Linked DNA regions of Mus musculus: region 2 is linked to region 1. Evidence: chromatin contacts called from ENCODE POLR2A ChIA-PET data. All regions are on one chromosome and are shown on one strand. The core of a region is the stretch at or near the end of the contact, and the rest is flanking DNA. Distances in the headings are between cores, read along the strand shown. Region 1 holds the start of Nt5c3b (5'-nucleotidase, cytosolic IIIB). Region 2 holds the start of Acly (ATP citrate lyase).

What was found. ChIA-PET counts read pairs that join two places held with the same protein, here RNA polymerase II (POLR2A).
Region 2: POLR2A ChIA-PET joins it to region 1 with 15 read pairs in Patski. The contact joins the promoter of Acly here to the promoter of Nt5c3b in region 1. POLR2A ChIA-PET finds 5 or more read pairs at or near these places in 3 of 5 experiments (Patski and embryonic stem cell).

What each region holds. Positions count from the first base shown.
Region 1 is chr11:100,439,757-100,442,627 of GRCm38, reverse strand. It overlaps Nt5c3b (5'-nucleotidase, cytosolic IIIB), which reads left to right and starts at 1,530. Exons shown (of 9, transcript NM_001102650.2): 1 at 1,530-1,584; 2 at 1,701-1,799; 3 at 2,374-2,443; 4 at 2,542-2,588. The coding sequence starts at 1,573. Klhl10 (kelch-like 10) reads right to left here and starts at 704. Exons shown (of 5, transcript NM_025727.3): 1 at 404-704. The coding sequence starts at 597.
Region 2 is chr11:100,526,335-100,529,379 of GRCm38, reverse strand. Acly (ATP citrate lyase) reads left to right here and starts at 1,380. Exons shown (of 28, transcript NM_134037.3): 1 at 1,380-1,585.

The DNA.
Region 1 (2,871 bases), core at 281-2,780:
AAGATATCCATCTATAAAATAAATGAATAAATACAAACTTTAAAAAAAAGATATTTACTATCTTCCTGTTGTTGTTGTTTTGGTTTTTTTGTTTGTTTGTTTGTTTTAGAAATAGATTCTCTATAGCCCAGGCTGCCCTTGAACTACTGATTCTCCTGCCTCAGCCTCTCCAGTTGCTGGGATTACAGGCCTGAGCCACTATGCCTGGATTATAAACTGGTCCTTTCGGAGCCTTATCTAGAGTGTAGGATCAGGTCTGTCCAACTTTTTTTTTTAACGCTGCAATGGCATGCTGTCAACCTACAAAGCTTAGACTTGAGAACAGCTCAAACCAGTTATAAACAAACACAGAGCCTCAGTGATGGGAGACACGGCTCAGCTTCCCCCCCCCCCTCCGGTGTACCTAAAGTAGGAGCTGCAGCTACAGAGGATGTTCTTGTGGGCATTGAACTCGAAGCCATTGACTTTGATGACCACGTCGCAGAGCTTGCCCTCAAGCCGGAGCTCGTTGAAGATCTCACAGGTCATTGCACTCATCTTTCTTTCCATGTGAGGCTGGTGGAACCGGGTGGAGGCAGCGGTGCTCTCCATCTCCATGGCTCCTTGGGACCAGGGGAGAGAGGCTGCTCTCCTGGGGTGTTGGGGAGGGTTATGGGGGGCCCCTTTAGCCAGCTGTCGCTCCTTTTCCCTACTACATCTTTCATATAGGGACCATCAGGCAGCCCAAGTTCCAGAATCCTGGGCAGTGAGATCACTCAGGATTGTGCTCTCAGGTTCTGGAACCCCCTTCTTGCCCCTTCTTTTCCTCCCCCTCCCCCCAGAACATACAGGTAGACCACCCCACATCTCTTTCCTCGACCTCAGACCTAGGGCAGAACTGTGACCACCAACACAATTGAGCCTTTACTGAGTCTGCTGCTTGTTGCATCTTCAGGTTGGGTCCCCACCTCCCTGCAGCATCCTTCCAAAGCTCTCTCTGGGCTCCCCATGGGTGCAGAGGCAGAAGCAGAGCTGATCAAATATCATGCTGGCCAGGGTCTTCCAGCCCCTGAGATGCCTTACTGCCTTACTTTGCTTGTGGTGCTGATGAAGAGCCAGTTAGGGAAGTGTCTCCTGGATACACCCCCTGTCCAAAATGCACTTGAATACCTAGTGGGTTGTTCTTTGCAATGCAGGGGATGAAATTCAGGGCCTCATACCTGCAGGCAAGAACTCTCTCACTAAGCAGTGACCCCCAACCCCAGTAAAGATTGCATTTGTGTTCCAGAAAGAGTGAGTGACAGGCGCCCATACACACCAAAGCCTCATGACAGCCAGCCCACATACAGGACCCCAGCGTCTTGGTACTCCCCCCCCTCGCCCCCCAACGTTCCCCCACCCCCACACACAGTAGACCATCTTCCCCCACACACCCCCGCACTCCCCACTCTTGCTTCTCCTGCCAGTATCCGGAGCCAGCCTGGAAACGGCCTGCAGCTCCTAGACCGACGCGACTAGTGCGAGGCGACGCCTGCGCAGTGTGGCTGTAAGGCGGGCGCTGTCTTCGGGGCCGCCCACCAGGCCAGCGGCGTGATGGCGGAGGAGGTGAGGCCACGGGCGGGGACGGTCCCGCGTGGCGGGATCGCGGGTGCGGAGAGACCCAGCTGTCCTGATGCCCATCGCGGCTCTCGGGTCAGCGGGTCTCTTGGGTCTCACGACAGGTAAGCAGCCTGATGAAGGCCACGGTCCTGATGCGGCAGCCCGGACGGGTGCAGGAAATTGTGGGCGCCCTTCGCAGGGGCGGAGGAGACCGCCTGCAGGTACCGGGGCTTGGGGTAGGGCGGGAGGGTGCCTGCCCTGCGGCCTTCCCGCCAACTGGGGTTCGCGCTCTGCGAGCCTGCGCCCTAGGGTGGTCATGGACAAACAGATTGGTTCACCTCGGGAAAGAGCCTACCTCCCCCAGTAGCCAACTTTCAGAGTAGTCAGATGTGACCCTTTTCCTGCCGCTTGGTTTTAGAAAGCAAGTGGGTGGAGGCCCCCCTCCCTCCCCCAGTCGAAGATAAGGGAGATCCACAAAGGTCGGAAGGCACCTTAAGAAAGAACCAGTGTATAAAGATGCCACAGAAAGTCACCCCCACATTTGGGGGACTTTGTTTTCTTCAGGGTTAACTCGTGTCCTGACACAGGATGTCACTTTTTTCCTTCTTTCTTCTGTCTCTCCCTAACCTTGCAAAGGCTTTGCTGCAGCTTGGTTAGACTTCCTCCGCTACCCCAGGCTGAGGCAAGGGCCAGGATAGACCAGTACCTAGTCAACCTAGTCAACCTAGTCAGTCAACCTAGTCAACCTAGTCAGTCAACCTAGTCAACCACCATCATCCGCCCTTTGTCTCTTAGGTGATTTCCGATTTTGACATGACCCTGAGCAGATTTGCTTACAATGGACAGCGATGCCCTTCTTCCCACAGTAAGTCACATTTTAGCTTTCCTTGTAGGGCTCAAGATGACAACTGCTATGGAGCAAATAAAGGGAGTCTTGTGTGTGTGTGTGTTTTCTTTTTTCAGATATTCTGGATAACAGCAAAATTATCAGTGAGGATTGTCGCAAAGAGGTGGGTCATTCCCTTCTTTGCTCAAACATGGCTGTGGTATGCTTCTGGGGTTGAACCACAGCGTCCAGGACTGAAATCTTAAGAAACTCCGTTCCTTAAACACAGTGTGGGGAGACCTGTAATCCCAGAGGCTGAGACAGGAGGATCCCAAGTTCAGAGGCTGCCTGGATTCCAGAAAGAGTTCAAGGTCACTTAGGCAAGGAAAAGGAAGCTGCATGGGTGTTGGTGGCGCACACCTTTAATCCCAGCACTCAGAAGGCAGAGGCAGCAGATCTCTGTGAGT
Region 2 (3,045 bases), core at 131-2,630, 87 kb before region 1:
TTCTAAAGAATGAGTATTAGGGAAGGGACCAAGAAAAAAAAAAAAAAAAGACGTCATCAAGGAGCACACGCTAGCCAGGAGTGGTGGCACGCCTTTAATCAGGAGGCAGAGGCAGGCGGATTTCTGAGTTCGAGGCCAGCCTGGTCTACAAAATGAGTTCCAGGACAGCCAGGGCTACACAGAGAAACCCTGTCTCGTAAAAAACAAAACAACAACAACAAAAAAAAAACCCAAACAAACAAAAAAAGGAGCACACGCTGGTCAAGAATGGGTGTTACAAGTTCAGCCATCCAAAGACTGGCCGAAAAGGGCCTGGGAGTGGGGGGCCTTGGGAAAGTGTTTGCCCAGGAGAGTGTTGCAACATTGTTGCAGGGAGCTTTTGACCCAGGGTTTTTTGCCAGGGGCACAGCCATGCAGATTCTCTGCACCCTGGGCTGACGCATCACCTGAGCTGATTAAAGGATGATTCTGGCCTCCTTCCTAGAGCTGGAAAATTGTTAGTTTCTGGGTCCATCTGGGAAGACATACTGGGACTAGGGGACAAGCAAGAGAGGCTTCCACTCCAGGGAAGCAGTGAATTCCTGATTTCCAGGACCTTATGATTTATCTATTCTGCCCCAGAAGTTCTCGGGTACCTGTTAGACTGGGCGCTCCAGTTTTGGGTTTGGAAAATATGTTCTATCTTTCGCAAGTAACAGAAAAGAGGAGGTTGTTCATTGCTTTCGGTGTCTTAGTTTGAGGTTGGGGGAGGGAGCAAGAGGTTGGGCAGGGATGGCCCCAGTCCTAAGTTTTAATCTCAGATAAATGATCAGCTCCGCCCAGATCCGCGCTCAGGTGAGCCTGTAAGAGGACTCGCGTTGGGACTGGCGTCCTTCTGGCCTCACTAGTTTACCCCTTCCTCCAATCTATGTCCTAGGTCGGACAGTCTGATTGTGTAGCGTGGTCGTGTAGACTGGCTCTGGTAAATTCCCTGGGGAGGGTTCCAGGAGCGGAGAGGCGACACGTGTGAAAGGAAAGCAGACGTAGCTTTTCAAAAGCAGGTCTAACGCACTGGGTTTGGTGTGGCGGCTTACAAGAGCCTGGGATAAGAACGTCAGTTGCTCTCCTGGGAGGGAGGAAGAGGACGCCAGGTCCAGGGAGAAGTGCTATAGCCTTTTGGGCCAACAACCCCCTCCCTCAGCTACCCAACCCGGCGGCTGGCCGGCCCAGCCCCTGAAACGATCAGGCCACAGCCCCCAGCCTCGTAGGTTCTCCTCCTAGAGCCGCCCGGCCCATCTCCCCATCCTAGGCCCCGCCCACGGCCCCGCCCACGTCCGGGACTACAAGTCCCATCAGCCCCAGGTCAGGCCTGAGGGCGGGGCCACCACAGCAGCGAATGGGGAGGAGCCTAGAGCTCAGGCTAGGGAACGCGTGTGCCCAATCGCCGGGCTGCTTAGCCTGTGAGCTGATGGGGGGCGGGGAGGAGCCCACTTGGGCCGGAACAAAAGCCGGATCCCCGGCTGCTGCAGGCGGCTGGAGCGATCCGAAGAGTTGGGGTGAGCTGGTGCTTACGGACAGAGAGCCACACTCAGGCTTTCTCGAAGAGGTGAGTACGGCAGTCGTAGGCGCGGGTGCGACCCCCCAGTACCCACTAAGCTTCCTGCTTCCCTCCCCCAACCCGGAACCACCTCCGGGCTCCCTGGCTGGGCGCTCCCGCGCGCTCCCTGCACCTGCTCGGAAGTTTTGTGCGGGTCTAAGCTTTATAGTAGTCTTCTCCCCAGCCGCGGGCCGCATGTCTACACCCTCCCAATCCTATTCTAGTTCCTGGGAGTTTGCACATTGCTTGCCACCGACCTTACTTCTCCCTCCTCCGGATTGCCTTTGCGCGTCCTGCTTCTTCTCAGCTCCACCCAGGGCCAGCTCTCGAGTCTAGTCGGGCTTTTTTTGGGACACTTTTTTGGGCCCCATTCGGGTTCCCCACCGGATGCCGGGGCGGGTAGTAGAGATGGCGGTGGCTACTCTCTCCACGCCGGCCGCTCGCAAGCCGGACTCAAGCAGGCCTGTCCTGTTAGTTCTGTGGTGAATCCCTTAAGCTCTATGTCGAAGTGTAGGGAGCGGGCCCTGGCCACGCGGGGTCGTGCTGCTTCAGAGTGCCTGAGGCCTTGCTGCGAGGACTTGGCTCCGGAGCGACGGCGCTGGATGGGCTCTCCCTGCTAAGGAGCTCCCTACTGGTGTAGCCCCCAAACAACAGATGGTCGGAGTGCTCAGGAGTCTGGATGAGACAAGCACCTAGGGTGTGTGTATGTGCGCGGGCGCGCGTGTGTGCAAAGGATGCTACCTACCTCTACCTCCTGTCAGGCCTGGCAGAGGTCTGGTCCCCAAAGCTTGCTGCTTTCTTCAGTCTTGAAATTCTGCTATGAGGGATCCCTCCTGACATAATTTTGGAAAGGACAGCATAAGGCACTTTAGTCTGCCAGCCAACCCTGTCTGTCCCCGCTTTAACTTTGCTCAGCATGTCGGGTTTCTTTACTATCGAGAGATAACTGTCCTGGAAAGATCATTTCCACCTCTTAGAAAGCTGCTTAAACGCTCCCCTCTGCGGGGGGGGGGGGCAGTAAAAGGAGGCCTTGAAGACAGAGTAGCTGCTGTTTTTAATCTCTATTTAGACACTGTCTGCTGTAGCAGGGAATACTCGGAAGAGTTCTGTCCGTTCCTTTGCTATAGGGGATTGCTTGCTTGTCATCCCCTCCCCCTCCCCAGCCCTTAAAGTGAGAGTGTTTTGTCGACCCTCCTCAGTGGGTCCCAGAGGAGTCTTCTTTAAAAGCAGGCTTCATTCATTCACCCTTCCCTCTGGGCTGCTCCTGGGGCCTCAGTGAGTGAATTCAGTCCTCAGGCAGTCACTGTAGAAAATAGCCCATTCAATTCAAAAGATCCCTTTCTTGGAGAGAGATAGAGACAGACAAAGACAGAGAGAATGTGAGTGTGTGTGTCCATATATCTAAGTGTATAGGTGCGTGTGCGTGTTGGAACCTTGGGCATGGTTCCCACTAAGAGTTTGCAGGTTAT